Regions from separate parts of the Mus musculus genome. Here regions 1 and 3 are each linked to region 2. Evidence: chromatin loops called from intact Hi-C (ENCODE). Cell type or tissue: left cerebral cortex. All regions are shown on one strand. Region 1 overlaps Dock9 (dedicator of cytokinesis 9). Region 2 has its middle 40 kb from the start of Dock9. Region 3 overlaps Dock9 (dedicator of cytokinesis 9).

Evidence for each region. A loop is a pair of places that touch in the nucleus more often than their neighbours do. Peaks named below come from ENCODE experiments on the same cell type or tissue, not always from the same donor. Only the 100,000 strongest peaks of a DNase experiment are listed, where the experiment ranks them.
Region 1: it touches region 2 in a loop (2.8-fold over the local background); 8 of 42 quality-filtered maps call a loop at or near these places.
Region 3: a loop joins it to region 2, with 6 times the contacts of the local background. A loop is called at or near these places in 6 of 42 quality-filtered maps.

Annotation. Positions count from the first base shown.
Region 1 is chr14:121,593,396-121,598,395 of GRCm38, reverse strand. Dock9 (dedicator of cytokinesis 9) reads left to right here. Exons shown (of 54, transcript NM_001081039.1): 35 at 643-754; 36 at 2,788-2,854; 37 at 4,013-4,060. Among named protein-coding and RNA genes, the nearest start is that of Slc15a1, 91 kb to the right of the region's middle. In left cerebral cortex, no CTCF peak of the experiment used is centred here; DNase peaks (open chromatin) are centred at 1,635, 2,273 and 3,498; H3K27ac peaks cover 2,407 bases.
Region 2 is chr14:121,735,566-121,740,565 of GRCm38, reverse strand. It overlaps a transcript of Dock9 not described here. Among named protein-coding and RNA genes, the nearest start is that of Dock9, 40 kb to the right of the region's middle. In left cerebral cortex, a CTCF peak has its summit at 4,685; DNase peaks (open chromatin) are centred at 2,721, 3,088, 3,919, 4,703 and 5 more places; H3K4me3 peaks cover 2,714 bases; H3K27ac peaks cover 2,791 bases.
Region 3 is chr14:121,611,746-121,616,745 of GRCm38, reverse strand. The region is part of intron 27 of Dock9 (dedicator of cytokinesis 9); the gene reads left to right. Among named protein-coding and RNA genes, the nearest start is that of Dock9, 84 kb to the left of the region's middle. In left cerebral cortex, no CTCF peak of the experiment used is centred here; DNase peaks (open chromatin) are centred at 1,673, 2,119, 3,126, 3,618 and 1 more place.

The DNA of each region.
Region 1 (5,000 bases), 140 kb after region 2:
TGAGATTCTTATTCAGCTCTTCCGATGTGAACCTGCTACGATGTGAACCTGCTACTTCCTAGTGGTAAAAGTGCCTTCTGCCCCATCCTCAGCCCAGGCTCTCAGATCCTGGGGTCAGGCGAAGCTGATGATGGAGGGCCTCTGAGGGTTAGGGTGATCGGCAGTGCTGTGCTGACGTGTTCCTGTCAGGTGTTTCTCCATGTGTGCCCACAGTGCCACGCCCATGCTGTTCCCTGAGTGACCGCCTGCTCCTCGGGCTCACCTTAGTGTTGCGTGGCACCTTTGGAGTCCTCCCTCCCACGACGGGCCCTCGTGCATGTGCTTGCTTGCTTTTGCATGAGATTTTTACCAAGATTTTTTTTTTTTTTTTACCCCTTTGACATGATGATAACTGCTCCTCCAGTGAGAAAGGTTTGTGCCTTCTGGCTTGTGCCTTTGGGACAGGACAGAGGTGTCAGGTGAGCAGGAGGCAGCAACAGTTGTGTGTCACACCTAGGTGAGGGGTATCTTTGTGAACCTGTGCCTGTGGGCTACCTCTCTTTGCAGTTGTGTGATCTGACTCAAAGTTAAAGACTCTTTCCTCTTCGAAGGGAGATGTGTGCATTGTGGAGTAGAGAACTTACCTGCATTCTCTTCCAGCAGCAGCAGAGTGGCATGCTGGGAAATTCCGTGGTTCGATGCGACAAACTGGACCAGTCTGAGATCAAGAGCCTGCTGATGTGTTTCCTCTACGTGCTGAAAAGCATGTCTGACGGTGAGTAGAGTTAAAACACAGATGTTTTGTTTTCATTGTTTGAATAACAACTTACTTTAGTGGCTTAATTGAAAATTTCAGGTACTTAAGGGAATTTCTTCCTTTTTTTTTTTTTTTTTTTTTTTTTTTTTTTACTGTGTATTAATTTGCTAAATGCAGTAGTAATAGAAGCCTTGATGTGGAGAATTAGTTGCTTCTATTCCAGCAAATACTTTCTACAGTGGAACTGGGATTTCTTTTTAATACAGTGTTTCACAGGCAAGCTGGACCTTTGCAGCTGAGAGTGACCCTGAACTTCAGACCCTTCTGCCTCCACCTCCAGAGCCCCGGGTTAGGCACTGGCTGTCACACCTGCTTCCCGTTTATGCCGTGACAAAGACTGAAACCAGGGCTTGTAGGGGTGCCCGGTTCTACAAGTCCAAGGTCACAAAAATATTCTCCATGTTTTCTTTAAAGGGTAGTAGCATTTCCACAGTCAACCCTAGATATCTACGTAGCCTTGGTTTTGTGTGTGGTGTATTGGCAACTGGGAAGATGCCCCCGGAAGGGAGTTTACCAGAGAAGCAATGGAGCCAGTCATACAGCACTCTGGCCTCCTTTGCCTTTTACTTTTACACTTTAATGAGTACCTGTGCTCCCTCAGGCTCTCCCGGACACTACTGGCTACTGGCCATTCTGCCTGGTATAGGCTGGCAGTATCTGAGCTCAGACCTCTCCGGGCAGAAAGAAGCTTACACCCTCACTGTTAGTCAGTGAGTCAGACCTGCCCCTGAGAACCGTTTCCACTTGGACGCAGCCTGCTTCAGCCATGACTCTTTATTTTGGGAGCTGGGAGACGTCCTTAGCTACCCTGAGCGTCTGGTGTTACATCTCTAGATGAGAACTCCAGTGCTTTGCGTGGGATGAAGAGTGAGGATTGCATGGCCACATTCCTGTGAAATTGGGACGGCTCCTCTGAAGCATGGCCTGGCACAGCTTCTTCCCTCTCCGTCCCCACTCCTGACAAGTGTGACAGAGCACAAAGTACAAACCCACAGCCCATGGCCTCTCTTCTCATCTCAGGCCCCAGGGAGTCGGACATTTTCCTGGAAGGAAATCTCTTTACCTGGTTTTCAGCTTTATGTAAAAGGGACCTGGTGTTCACATATCAAATGAGACTACTTTTTATACAATACCCAGCTGAGGGCTCACAGAGATTCAGATGTGTTTAGCGTTTAGTATCCCGTATCTTTCAAGATTTTCTCCTATAGATGCAACCCGTGTGACAGGATTTTAGCAAAGCATGCTTATTATAGAACAAGCTTAGAAAGAAAAACAGAGCTGTATGCCTATCAATAGAAATTGGTTCGTTTCATTTTGGTACACCCATAGAGAGTACTCTGCAGCTTGGGAAAACTGAGTAGAGCCAACCTGTATTATTCTTTTTACAACTCGAAGGCAGGGTCCGGAGAGACGGCTCAGCTATTAGAGCATCCACTGTCCTTTCAGAGGACCTGAGTTCAGTTTCCAGCACCTACATTGGACAGCTCATAGCAGCCTGTAATTCCAGCCCCCAAAGCTTCTGGCCCTGAAGGCATCTGCACTCCTGTGTACATACCCAACACACACACACACACACACACACACACACACACACACACACTCTTTAAGAGCAAAACAGCATGTTTTCACTTTCAGCAAACTCCCTGAAGAGGAAGGAAGGGTTTTGTAGAAGGAAATAGAGAGGCAGACTTCAGCTTATTATTGTATTTGAGAACATGCTGTGTTCAAGTTAAATAAATGGTCCTTACCGTAATATAACACTAGGTAATTTATTAGTGAAGTTCTGGAATTCAAATGTTCTTTGACTTGAATAAGTCTCTCCTGTGTTATGCAGGAGAACCTGCTGGCATGGTTCACCTTTTGGTCAGATATAAAACAGGCAGCAATGGAGACCTACACTCTGGGGTCTATCCCCCCTGTCATAATACATGGTTATCTATAATGTATTTAATGTTTATTGTGATGCTGACCAAATCAATGCTTATTTTTAGATGCCCTGTTTACATATTGGAACAAAGCTTCAACTGCTGAATTGATGGATTTCTTTACAATATCTGAGTGAGTGGCTTTATCCTTTCCTGTCTCCTTTTCGTCTCTCTAGCTAGGAGGTGGGAAGCACACTGTCCTCAGGGCAGGAATACAGTGCATGACACAGTTTCCTTCACGAGTCAGTCAGCAGTAGCCAGCCTTAATATATTGTAAAAAATTGCTTGTGGCTGCTGAGATACCTCTGTGGTTCAGCCACTTCAATAAAACGATACAAAATGTATTCACCGTGTTGGTGGCTACTGTTTTTCTAAGTTAAATCTAGAGCCTGTTTGATCTCTTCAGAATAAGCTTCTGGTTTCTTTTCAGCTCGTTATTTTTAGAAATACGGACCCATAGCACTTTTTCTAAAACTGCTGAGGGAAGATAAGTTTTCAAATTCAGAATTTGGGTTGTTTTTGAAAATTTGTAGTTAGTGTTTCTCAACCCACAATAGCTACAGCTCAGACAGCACCCTTGATCAAACACATTATATCCATGGCAAAAGAAAAAAAAAAAAACTCTTCAGTTCTCTTGATTAGTGTTATCGAATACATTGTGATGTATGTAAGCAGCTTTGTGTCTGAAATATATTAGAAGGAGCTCAGATGCAAACCTTGTTCTCTGAGGGGAATGCCTGTGGAACTGGCCTGCTGGCAGGAGTGGTTTAGTCTATGACTGCTCCCACGATTGGCAGTCAACCAGGACAACTCGTTCTGTTAGCTAACTCTTATTAAGACGTATGGGTTTTAAAGATTCAGTTTTGTAGTTCTACTTAAAACAAAGCAAGAGAGTTTTATATTTGATGCCAGTGAAGGGACCACTCCACACACTTGAGCCAAAAGAGAGAGTTCCTTGCATAGACTCATACGAGGATGGGTTAACTCTCAGTGGCGTGGAAGGCCTGCTACCTTCTGAGGCACGCTGCCCTGGAGCGAGTCTGGCCGCCCTGAGTGAGTGACTACTTTTCTTCTGTTTATCCATCCACGACCACCATTCTGATGGCCACACACGTGGGCCTCCCCTGATGTGTTAATGCTTTCCTGTGGGTGGAGAATGACCTTCTAGAAGATTCCTGAAAGCCACGAGCTAGCCATCCATACCTTTTTTCGATATTGCTAATAGGCTTCAACCAGTGGCTTGAGCACAGTTTTATCTGCGCGCTCTCTAATGGTTGTCATTTGTCTGCAGGGTCTGCCTGCACCAGTTCCAGTACATGGGGAAGCGATACATAGCCAGGTACTGTGGGCCATCCTGTGAAATGTCCAGGCCGTTTTCTGTGAGGCTGTGTGGTAATGCTCGACTGTGGTGATTGGCAAGTGCTGGCGACCTTAGCTTGCTACCACGGAGTCCAGTCCGGTCGTTTCCGTCGCCAGCATTACTACACCCGTTCTGTCTGGTTTTGTCTCATGGTCCCCTCTCAGACTGACTGGCTGTACTGTTGCTAACTTCCTTCTTCATTGATTTCCAAATCCTAACACTCTTGGACATCTCTTTCTCTTCTCCATGCTTCTCCCTCAGTGAGTTCTTGTCCCTGCTCCCAAACAAACCTGCTGATTCTCACTTAGCTTCTCTCTCTCTCTCCCCCCCCCCCCAATAATTAAGAGGATGTTATTATCCTGTCGCAGATTTGTATGGAGTTTTACTGGCCTTTAAAATGGAACTCTGTTTTCTTACTCTGACCAGTCAGTGTGTCCTTGTCTCTCTAGAATGTTATGTCTCCCTCCCCACTGCCCTGGCCTGGCCTGTACTCCCTTCTGTCTCAGGAGAGCTGCAGGTTCCTCACAGACATAAGCCCAGACAGGTCCATTCCTAGGGCATTTCCTCCCTGAACATCTTATCATTACCAGTCCTTGCCCTGACGCCCTGTGTATCTGCTGTGTGTCCTTCTGTGTCGGGATGGGAAGGGGGAGGGGTGGGGAAGGTCAGAAGCATCCTAGTCGTCTAGTGTTTTTAACGGTTTGATTATAAGTAAGCTACATTTGTTTTAAGAAAGTCTGCCAAGTTTAGTTTTAATTGCAGTGTGTTTTCTTATGGTTCACAGCAGTGAAACAGAACGGACATTAGCAGACACTGTATTTGAGTGCGGTTGGCTTAGATGCCGGCACTGCCGCCCCCCCCCCCCCCGGGGGGGACAGATCACAACTTTTCAGGATCATGTTTTACATCATGAAATGAA
Region 2 (5,000 bases):
TGTGTGCCTGCCTGAGCTGTGCTATGTGTGTGTGCACACTTTGTGTATGCGTGTATGTGTACTGTCTTGCCTGTGCGTATTCTGTGCTTTGTATGTATTGCCCTGTGTGTGTGTATTCTGTGCTCTGTGTGTACTGTCCTGCATGCTGTGCGTGTGTATGTGCATGTACATGTACTGTGTGGTGTATATTATGCGGTGTGCACTCTGTATGGGTGTGTGCAGTGTTGTGCTGTGTATGTACATGTGTGTGTATGCACGTGTGTCTGGGTATGTGTGCATGTATGTTTTGCTGTGTGCATGTGCTGTGTTGTGCTTTATGTGTCGTGTGTGTGTACTCTGTATGTGTGTGTTGTGCTGTGTGTTTGTATATATGTTGGTGAGCATGCATTCAAGCCTGGTTCAATGTATGGGTAACAGATGTCAGTGCAGAGATCAGAGCTTAATGTTAAGGATCTTCCATCACTCTCCACTGTATTTATTGAAGAACAATTTGAATGTAGAGCTCGCTGATTTCTGACTAGCCCAGCTAGCTAGCCTGCTCCTTAGATTCCCTGTCTGCTTCCTAAGTGCTAGGAAGTGCTAGGTGGCCACTATCCAGCGTTTACAAAGGTTCTGGGGCTCTGAACTCCTGCCCTTCTGTCATATGGAGCATCCCCGTGGCTCCTGGTCTTCTAATGGCATTGCTGCCTGGTGTTGCGTGTCAGTCCAGACCCCACAGAGCCGCTGTGCTTTGTGTGTGGCTGTGCCTTCACTGCTTTGGTTTTATGTGGCTTTTTAGATGCATTTTCAAAGAATACCAGAGAGAGAGACAGACAGAGAGAGACAGACAGAGACACAGAGAGAATAGAACAAGACATCGAGTCATTTGGGGATCATATGAAAGGACAGTGAGCTGCTTGCTCTGTACATGGCTTTCTGATACTTCCCTGGATATTCAGTTGTTATAGTTAAGGATTGTTATATCTTGGAATGGCAGCCTTTTTCTAAATATGCGTTGTAAGTGGGAGGGCGCACCCTACATGCAAACAGGGAAATGTATTCTGTCAACCAAGAACTTCTCTATCACCCCTTCCCTAAGAGTCACGTGATTCACTGTGGTGTCACTGAGTCTGTGGTGGAAGGACCTGAATTTGCTGTGGATCAAAAATACTAATGTTGATTGTGAATGAGACCGCAGCACAGACCTGCCTTTGCAGACTGTATAGAGTGCTGCTTTAGAGACACGTGGCCAGCCAGATGGGGTAGCTCTCTGTCCATGTCCGTGCTCATGTCTCTGGGTACCTTAAGCAGCACCCACCTGGTTAGCACTCTAGTGAAGAGGAGAGGTGTGCAGAAGTCAAGACCACACGCCTCGCATGTTCTCCTATGCTCGACTGCCAGCAGGCTGTTACCATTACGTGTAAAAGGTTGTCTGAAGTTGCTTACACGTGTTTCCATGGCAGCAGGCGTCTCGGCATTTTCACCGTTTTTAGACTGTATTTCCTCCTTTCCTTGGCTTGTCTGTTTTCTCATTGATGCAAGATTAAACAAGCAGCATATTTAGGTCAAGGAAAGAGATGTTTGCTAATAGAGATGCTAGGCGAAGCATTCTGGGAGAGTGATTTTTTGCAGCAGACGAGAATCCTTTGTGCCTTCAGCAGCAGCAGCATCTGCAGCAGGGTGGCTGTCTGGCACTGCCTTTTGCATTTTGGGCAGGTTCTGAGATTGAGAGCAGTCCCAGGCAGATCCAAGGTGCCAGCATTTCCCACCAGCCCATGCTAATCCTCTGCACATTTGCTTTCGTGTATTAGCTGTGTGGCAGTTTGCTGGGGGGAAAAAAACCCGATACTTTCACAGTCTTGGTGCATCTGAGGTGTGTCATCTTGATTTTGCACCACCCACCCTTCCTGTTCCACACGGGGAGCCTGGATCCTTTTTCTTTTTTGTCAGACTGTTGGGCAGGAACGGATTCTAGTGTAACAGCCTGGCACTTCCTTCTGTTCCGGTGCCGGTAACTGCTTGTCGTGAAGATGGTCCAGAGGAAGCCTGTGTCTGACGAGCCAAAGAAGCTGATGTGGGGATGGTGTAGAGATCGCTAGAAGTCTGGATGTGCACACTTCGGGGATGGGCTGCACTACCAGCGTGATTCTCTTCAAAGGCATCCGTACCGTTTTTGAGAGAAACTGTGCTTACATGTGCAAGCAGCCGGGAGAGAGTAATGCCCTTGAATATACAGCATACAATTGGTCAAAAGAAGACTCTGAACTATCGATCGCCTTCTGCCTGGTAAAATGCTGTCTCATTTAATTAACAAGTAGCTTAATGGTGTTAGCATAAAGCTAGTCTTTCGTTGTGAAGCAGCTCACATCTGTTTCCATATGCTTATGTGTATATCTATCTCTCTCTATATATATGTAAATATGCATATATTGTCTGTATGAATGAGTAACCAGTAATCTTAAATTTAAATTTGAAGCACCTCTTTGCATGTGTGAGGATGCTGTGTATTAATGCAAGGTAAGTGCAGACAGGAGATGGAGAGCGGTGTCTTGTTAGACTAGTTCTCTCAAGCAGTTTACAGCCTTCTGGGTTCTTGGTAGTTTTAGCGGTCATCTGTAGCAAAATGCATGTTCAGACATTCACGTGTGACCCCCTTCCCCACTGATGGTGAATTATCCAGCCTCTTTATCTCTCAGCCTTTTACTTGGCCAGGCTTGTCTTACTAATGGCTTGTGGTCAGTCCTCTCATTCAGGGAGAGCCCTGTAAAGGGATCATGAAAGAAAGCTGTGCTGCACACAGAGACAAATATGTATAGTTTTATTTTTCTTAAAACTCAATTCTAATGTGTATGGGTCATGAGAAGAAGCTGAATTTGACCCGGTGCTTCCGTGTTCTGCCCCTGCTTGAAGAGGCGTCAAGTCACAGATGGGTGTGTCTCTCAGTGACCTCTTCCGTACCAGGTTGCGAGGAGGCACATATTGGTCTCCTCCTCCCTCAGGACGCCTTGCCATTTTCCCTTCTGTTCTAACTGCAGTTTTTGTCAGAATGAGTGGGGACAAGGACATGTGTGAGTTTGCGTGTGAGCCTGGCAGGCGGTTGCTCAGTAGGGTGAGGCACACAGACAGGCAGGAATGCTGCCCGAGGAGGGGGTGTAGGTGCCCTGTGTGTACCTTGGAATTGGATCTGCAGCAGCTCAGGGAGGGTGTGGGGTTTTGTTGAGGGGCTTGTGTGGCTAGCACTCAGAAGGCTCAAGAGGAGGAAGGGAGAACATCATATAAGATGTCAGTTGCGGCTTAGGAGTCAGGGTTATATTTGGTATGGAATGGAAGTGGTGCTATATTAACTGTTGAATATTTTAAGCTCTGCCATATTTTGAAATATCCTTTGGAGAATAACTGCTGTCAGAGAGTAGAAGGACTAGAGCCCATTACTGTGTGCTTTTCTATCACCTACCCATAGCCAGCCAAGCTTAGGACCTACCTGAGTTGGGCTAGTCAGGGCAGTATTCCCACCCTGTGCAATAGTGCTCCCACCCTATGCAATAGTGCTCCCACCCTGTGCAATGATGCTCCCATCCCGCGCAATGGTGTTCCCAACCTATGCTGTAGGCTTTTGCTCCTTCTAGCCAGACCGACTTGTCTTTGGTTAACCTGACTTGATGACCACCCCACCCCTGTGCTTTTCTTTTTTTGATGGCACCAGACAATAGTGACCCGCTTCTGGCTTTGTCAGACCTTTGTCAGGCCTGGGTTTCTGACACGCTGTTCCTATGTACCTCGTGGGCCACTGCTGCCCACCAAGATGCCGCTAGGTGGAAAGACCCAACTGGACTTCTGGATTCTGTGTGTGCTCCCTGATCCTCTTTGTGCACATCAGGCAGAGTTTGTCTTTGGGAATGAAAGTCAGGCCACGTTCCTCCTCTGCTGCAGAATCCATATAGAGGTCTGTCTCCACAATGGGATCACCCACCCCACACTTCCTCCTCTCCATCTGCTTGCTTTTCCCTTGATCCTCCTTAGTATTCACTTCACTCTGGCCATCAAGGCTTCCTGGGACATCGCCATCTTGCCTTTGTATGGCTCTTGCCTGGGCTCTCCCAGGTCTTTGTTCAGGTAGCCCTTCTCAAGTGAGGCACCTACAGATGCCCAGTATTACTCCAGAGCATCCCAGCAAGACCTACCCACTGTCACCTTGGGTCATCTCCATGCAAAAACACACTGACCTGATCTTCAGATACATGAGGGTCCTTGCTAGGGCCCCCAGCTTTGTTTGGGAAGGTGTCTGTCTTATCTGTAGCCCTGGTGATGCCTCCAACGTGTGACTTTGCCAGAAGTGTCAGCAGGTAACAACTGAACTGCATCCACCCTTCCAGCTGCAGTTTCCAACCTGTGGGTCTTGACACCTGGGAGGGGATCCAACAACCCCTTCATAGGGTCACCAAGACCATCGGCAGACACACAGATCCTTGTATTACAACAATACAGATCCTTGTATTCATAACAGCAAAATTACAGTAGTGAAGTCGCAACGAAAAGTGGTTTTTGGTTGGGGGTCACCGCCACATGAGCAACTGTATTAAAGGGTCACAGCCTTAAGAAGGTGAAGACTACTGCTTTATAGTCTCTAACCACTCAGTGCATACCAAACCCTGTAGGAGGGACTGTGTTTGTTCATGGTGGGATAGGCTGAAACATGAGCGCCCCCTATCTGTAGAGACTAGAAATCTCCAGGATCTGCTCACCAGCCAGAGCCAGATGGATACCCTCACAGCCACGTTTTGGTCTCAGCGAAGTTTCTTCTGGACCAGTTTTGCGATTTTTCTCCTGTTCTATACTGAAGCACACCATGGGTAGCTAGCTTCCTGAGAAGTGACACTCACTGTAAGAATGGATGATGGGGGGGGGGGGCGTGAGGCTGGCTTGGGTGGGGACAGTGAGAGGCAGTGAGGTACATAAGTGTGATTCTGGGGAGGTGGCTCAGTGCTTAAGAGCACTCGCTGCTCTTGCAGAGGACTGGACTC
Region 3 (5,000 bases), 120 kb after region 2:
AGGTGTTCCGCCCTTTCCATCCATGTGGCAGGTTCCCTGCACCTCTGCTCTAAGAAATGCCATGTCTGTCTGTGGAATTGCAGAGCCTTCTTCCTACCTTAATTGTATCTTAGTCCTAAAGCAATGTTTAGAGGGGAATTTTAGAAGTCTTAGAAAAAAATCTCTGTGCAGCTGTGCCTGTAAGAGAGCTCTGGCTTCCAAAAGAAGAACGTGGAACCACAGTATAATTGACCCTGAGGAGAGATTTGGGAGTCCCTCCTGGCATTGTAAAAGATTCTGGTCTTCCATTTTAGCCCTGCCTGGCTTGTGCTAGAGGCCCCAGCCTGCTTCCCACAGGTTACTCATTCATCAGGCTCAGTATAATAAGAGACCCTGTCTCCAAACAAAAAAAGTGGAGAAAACAGCTGAGGAAAGTCATCCCGACATCAACTTCTGGACACACACACACACACACACACAAGCACATGCACGCACACACACACATGCATACACACGTGTGCATACCACATAGTCTAGGGAACAAGTTCTTTTATCATTCATGATTTCCTTCCAAAACTTGGGTCAAATCCTCTTGAGTTTTTACGTTTTTAATGTTAAATATTCTGAATTTGTTCTGATATTTTTCAGTTGCATCCATCATTAGTTAGCCTTTCTGAAAGTACCATAACGAGGTACCGACTCATCCCGTCCGTAGGGGCCCCTGGGCCTTGGACTGGGACGTGAGCTGATGATGCTGCTTTGGTTGTTGTTACTGGAGGAACTGAGTGTATGTCTGTGCACATGCCTATTGGTAGTTGGGTGACGCTACCCACACATACCAACGTGGATTGATTGATTAATGTATAAACCATTTTGCTGAATCGTGGCTAAAGGTGGGGGGTGTGTCAACCTTCTAGTCTCCAGGCAAACCACATTCAATGACGTAGCATCAGAAAGCAGCTCCAGCAGATGGCCCTGTAGCTTCCCATACAGTGAATGTGACTGAGTTTGACTTGGGGCCATCAGAGGAGGCAGGTGCTTGGAAGTTACGAGGAGGGGTTTTTGAGAAAGGCCGCATGGCCGCAGGGCCAGCTGGGAGGTTCTCCTCTGACTCGGCATCTGTGGGCGAAGCTTTTGGGAACTTCTTTTTATAACTGTGATTCCCACAGTCTTGCCTTCCACTTCCTTCTTCCCACGCTCTGTTGGGCGGAGTCCTGGCACCCCACAGGTGTCTGTCCTTAAGGACGGAGTGAGAAAACCCACAGAGATGGGATGAACGTCCTAAGTCTGATTGCTTTGCCTTCAAGGAGATGAGAATTTTTATTTATGAAGTATTTTATTTATGAAGTAAACAGACTATTTGGGCTTTCCCAAAACCAAATCTGAACATTCCCGTGACGACAGACTGAATATTAACACCCATGTTTCCACCCCTCAAGTGTTTTGAGTAGTTTTTTAGGTATGCAAGGCAGAAGAAAAACAGGTTCACTTGGAACAACAAAAACAGGGCATATGAAGGTATTTGTGTGAGCCGAGCATGAGGCAAAGGTGGAGGTGGAGATGAACTTTACCTGAGCCTTGAAGGATGCCACACTTAGTGGACAGGAGACTGAGTCTTATGCACAGGCAACAGGCTTACCCAGCAATATGAATAATGAATGAATAAGAGATGTTAAAATAGCCATTCATTCAGCCCAGCAACTCCCTCCTCAGTATTTACTGAAAGGGGATAAGAGCATGTATCCTCACAAAAACCTGTGCATGAATGTGCATGGCAGCTTTATTCACAAAAGCCCAAACCTGGAAACAACCCAATGCCCACTGGGCGGGAAATGGATAGATAAATTGTTGGTGACTCAGTATGATGGAATACCACTTAGTAATAATAACTAACAAAATGCTCATTCTTGCAAAAAAAAAATTATATGGGCAGCTCTTAGAAGTATTGAAGTAAAATTCAGACCCAGAAGATTACATGAATGGATTCATTTATATTTAAGACATTCTTGAAAAGGAAAAATTACAGGGATAGAAAACAGAGTGGCCATTGCCAGGAACCGAGCACAGAGGACAGAGGCTGGCTCCTTGATCATGGTGGTTATGCAACTCTGTTTGCCTGCCAAAAGTTGTGAAATATTGCACCTGGACAGTCTGAATTTAATCAATGCATGCCTGTAATCCAGCCCGGGGGAAGCAAAATGAGAATGGTCACGAGTTCAAGTCTAGCTTATACTTCAAAGCAAAGCAGAGACTCGAAAAATGAAGTCTGAGGCAGGAGAGATGGCTCCGTGGTGGCTAAAAACACCTGCTGCTCATGCAGAGGGTCCAGGCTCAACTCTTAGCACCCATATGGTGGCTCACAACCATAATTCCAGTTCCAGGGGATCTGGCTCTGTAAAATCCTGGTTTTAGCAGCAGTGTCCACAGGACTGTGACAGCCAGGCTAGGGCTGGGTCTTCAGGGAGAGCCCATTCAGGAGGGCACAGAGTTACCACATTTACAGTAGAGTGTGCACAGTGGATAGCTAGAGGAGTCTGAGCATCCATTTGGGCAGCAGGTGGCAGCGCCTAGACCAGCAGGGGATGCTGCAGAAGTGATAACTTGCTGGGGCCAAAGAGTGGGAATTTGCTTGCCTGAGAAGCCAATGTCTGGAGGCTCTCTCCTCGGAGCCGTGCTTGGTTATTCCCACTCTGCACACCAGCCCATTATCCTAGATTTTATTTTTCCTTTCAGTTCAGTTTATATCAATCTTCTTAAAAAGCATCTACTTACCTGGGTCTTTTACTTTTCTTGCCTCCAAATGTGTCTTATTGAGTAAAAAGGCCTCAATTTGTTTTGTTGTCAAAGTAGAGTTGCTTACTATAGCCATTTGTCGCTGTCAGAAGGGCATCTGGTAGCCTCCAAAGACTCCTAGTGGCCCTTAGAGCAGCATTGCTGTTCAGAGCATACAGGCTTAGAGATCTTCTAAGAGGCAGAGCAGAGCAGGTGCTCTGATGGATTCATTGTTACCAGCAGTTCAGCTTGAGCAGTTAGCAACAGTGTTGCAATTCTTGCTTTCTGCCCCCACTCTCACTCTCTATGTCTTCTCAAGTGGGGAATGCGTTTTAAAAGACATCACTACTCCAGGACTCTGAGACAAAATTAGCAATAAATCTCCATTATGGTCTAACGCCTAAGCTATATTCAGCCTTCCCTCAGGAGTCCCCAAAATGTCACTTTACAGTTGGCTCGGCTGAGTCAGAATGTAAAGTCCATGTTCTACATTTAGCTGATGTGCTGCTCAGATTCAGGGGTTTTTTGTGTTTTGTTTTTGTATTCAGTTCAATGTGCATGATTTAAAAAAAAAAAAAAAACGTGGTATTTGAGAGTTAATTTGTATTCTTATAACTTGATCCTACCTCAGTGGGTTTTTGACTCTGTGTGTTCTTACTGTTGATTTGAAAACTGAAATGATTAAAATGCGAATATGTCTAACCTTCTTCATAATGAGACCTGGTGTTTAGTGCATAAAATCATGCGGTTTCATGTTAGAAACACACAGATTCTGGCTTCAGCCTTAAGTATGTACTGCTCTGTGGAAAGCCAGCTCAACATCCAGGTAACCAAAGGAGGCAGCGAGATGTGGTGTCAGCCACTGGGATTGGTGCTGATGGCAGCCAATCATGCACTGCCCCACCCACCCCAATGATAGCAGCCAATCATATCCCTCTCTACCCTCAACCCCCCCACTCCCAATGATAGCATGTTCTCTCTCTCTCACACACACACACACACACACACACAAACACACACTTGGCTGGGCCCGACCACTAATGTCATCAGTTTCACAAATGCACATGCATACTTATATATATACACATGCATAGTTATATACATACACTTTTATCTACATACATGTAGACAAACATACATATATACATACTGTACAGACAGACATATATCATATATACACATTTGGTGGATGGAGCAGAGCCCCAACAGCCATACTTTATTTCTTTTCTCAGCCTCCTTATAGCTTCTTAGACAAAGTTCTTTATAAAATTACCTCACAGATAAAACGTTACACGAAAGGGAATTACAGAAGGATGTAGATAGTAAGTTCAGAGCAGTGCTTCATTCTATAAGCTCAGTATTAGTTCACAGCAACAGTTGGTTGCACATGGCCTTGCTTTATCATGGTGCACACCTGTGGCCTCATCCTTGGACCTGACCTAGAATGAATGTTTTCCCTTGATCACAAATCTGTCCCAAGCCTACTTCTATTTTTAGGGTAATTGTGAAAGCTCATTGCACTCCTTATCATGTAACCTTTACTTACTATTCTATGAGGAGAGAGCACATTCTTTTCTTGATTCTAACTTTATTACATCTTTCAGGCAATACAACTAAAACCATCTCTTAAAACTTTCTTCCTAAAACTATTTGAATCAAATCAGTAGTTCCGTAAAGTCATTAATTCTTCCAAACAGCATTAGAATTTGAAAGTACATCTTCATCCTGATTTGCAGGAAATTTTCCCAATAGGGTGGGCTGGTGCCCAGGCATCATTAGGCTATGTAATCATGGCAGGAAGCACATCGGCAGTGAGAAGCAACCCTGGGACAAAGTCTCCGGGGCTGTGCCTCTCCAGAGCTCAACCCACCACAGCCAGGCAAAACAGTGGCCATCTCCAGGAAGCTTACTTACTGCTTGCCATGGCCTTCCCTGAGTGTCATGTGCCACTGCCTGGTGGTTCTACAACAGGCCAGGATAACAGTGGCTCAAATGTGACAGGAAACCTGACTTTCTGTTTTAGAAAATCATGAGCTGGTGGGTGGTTTGGAAAGGCCAGCTTGTCCCCCCCAGCGATATGCAGGGACTCAGCCTCCCATCTGATGATCCAGTCTAGGCTGTTACCTTCTCCCCCACAGTGTTGTGGCTGGCTCACCTCACAGCACATTCCAGACACAGGAAAGAAAAGAACATGAAAGCTATCTGCTTCTGTCATGAACGTGGTCTAGGAGGCGCCTGTCACTCACTCT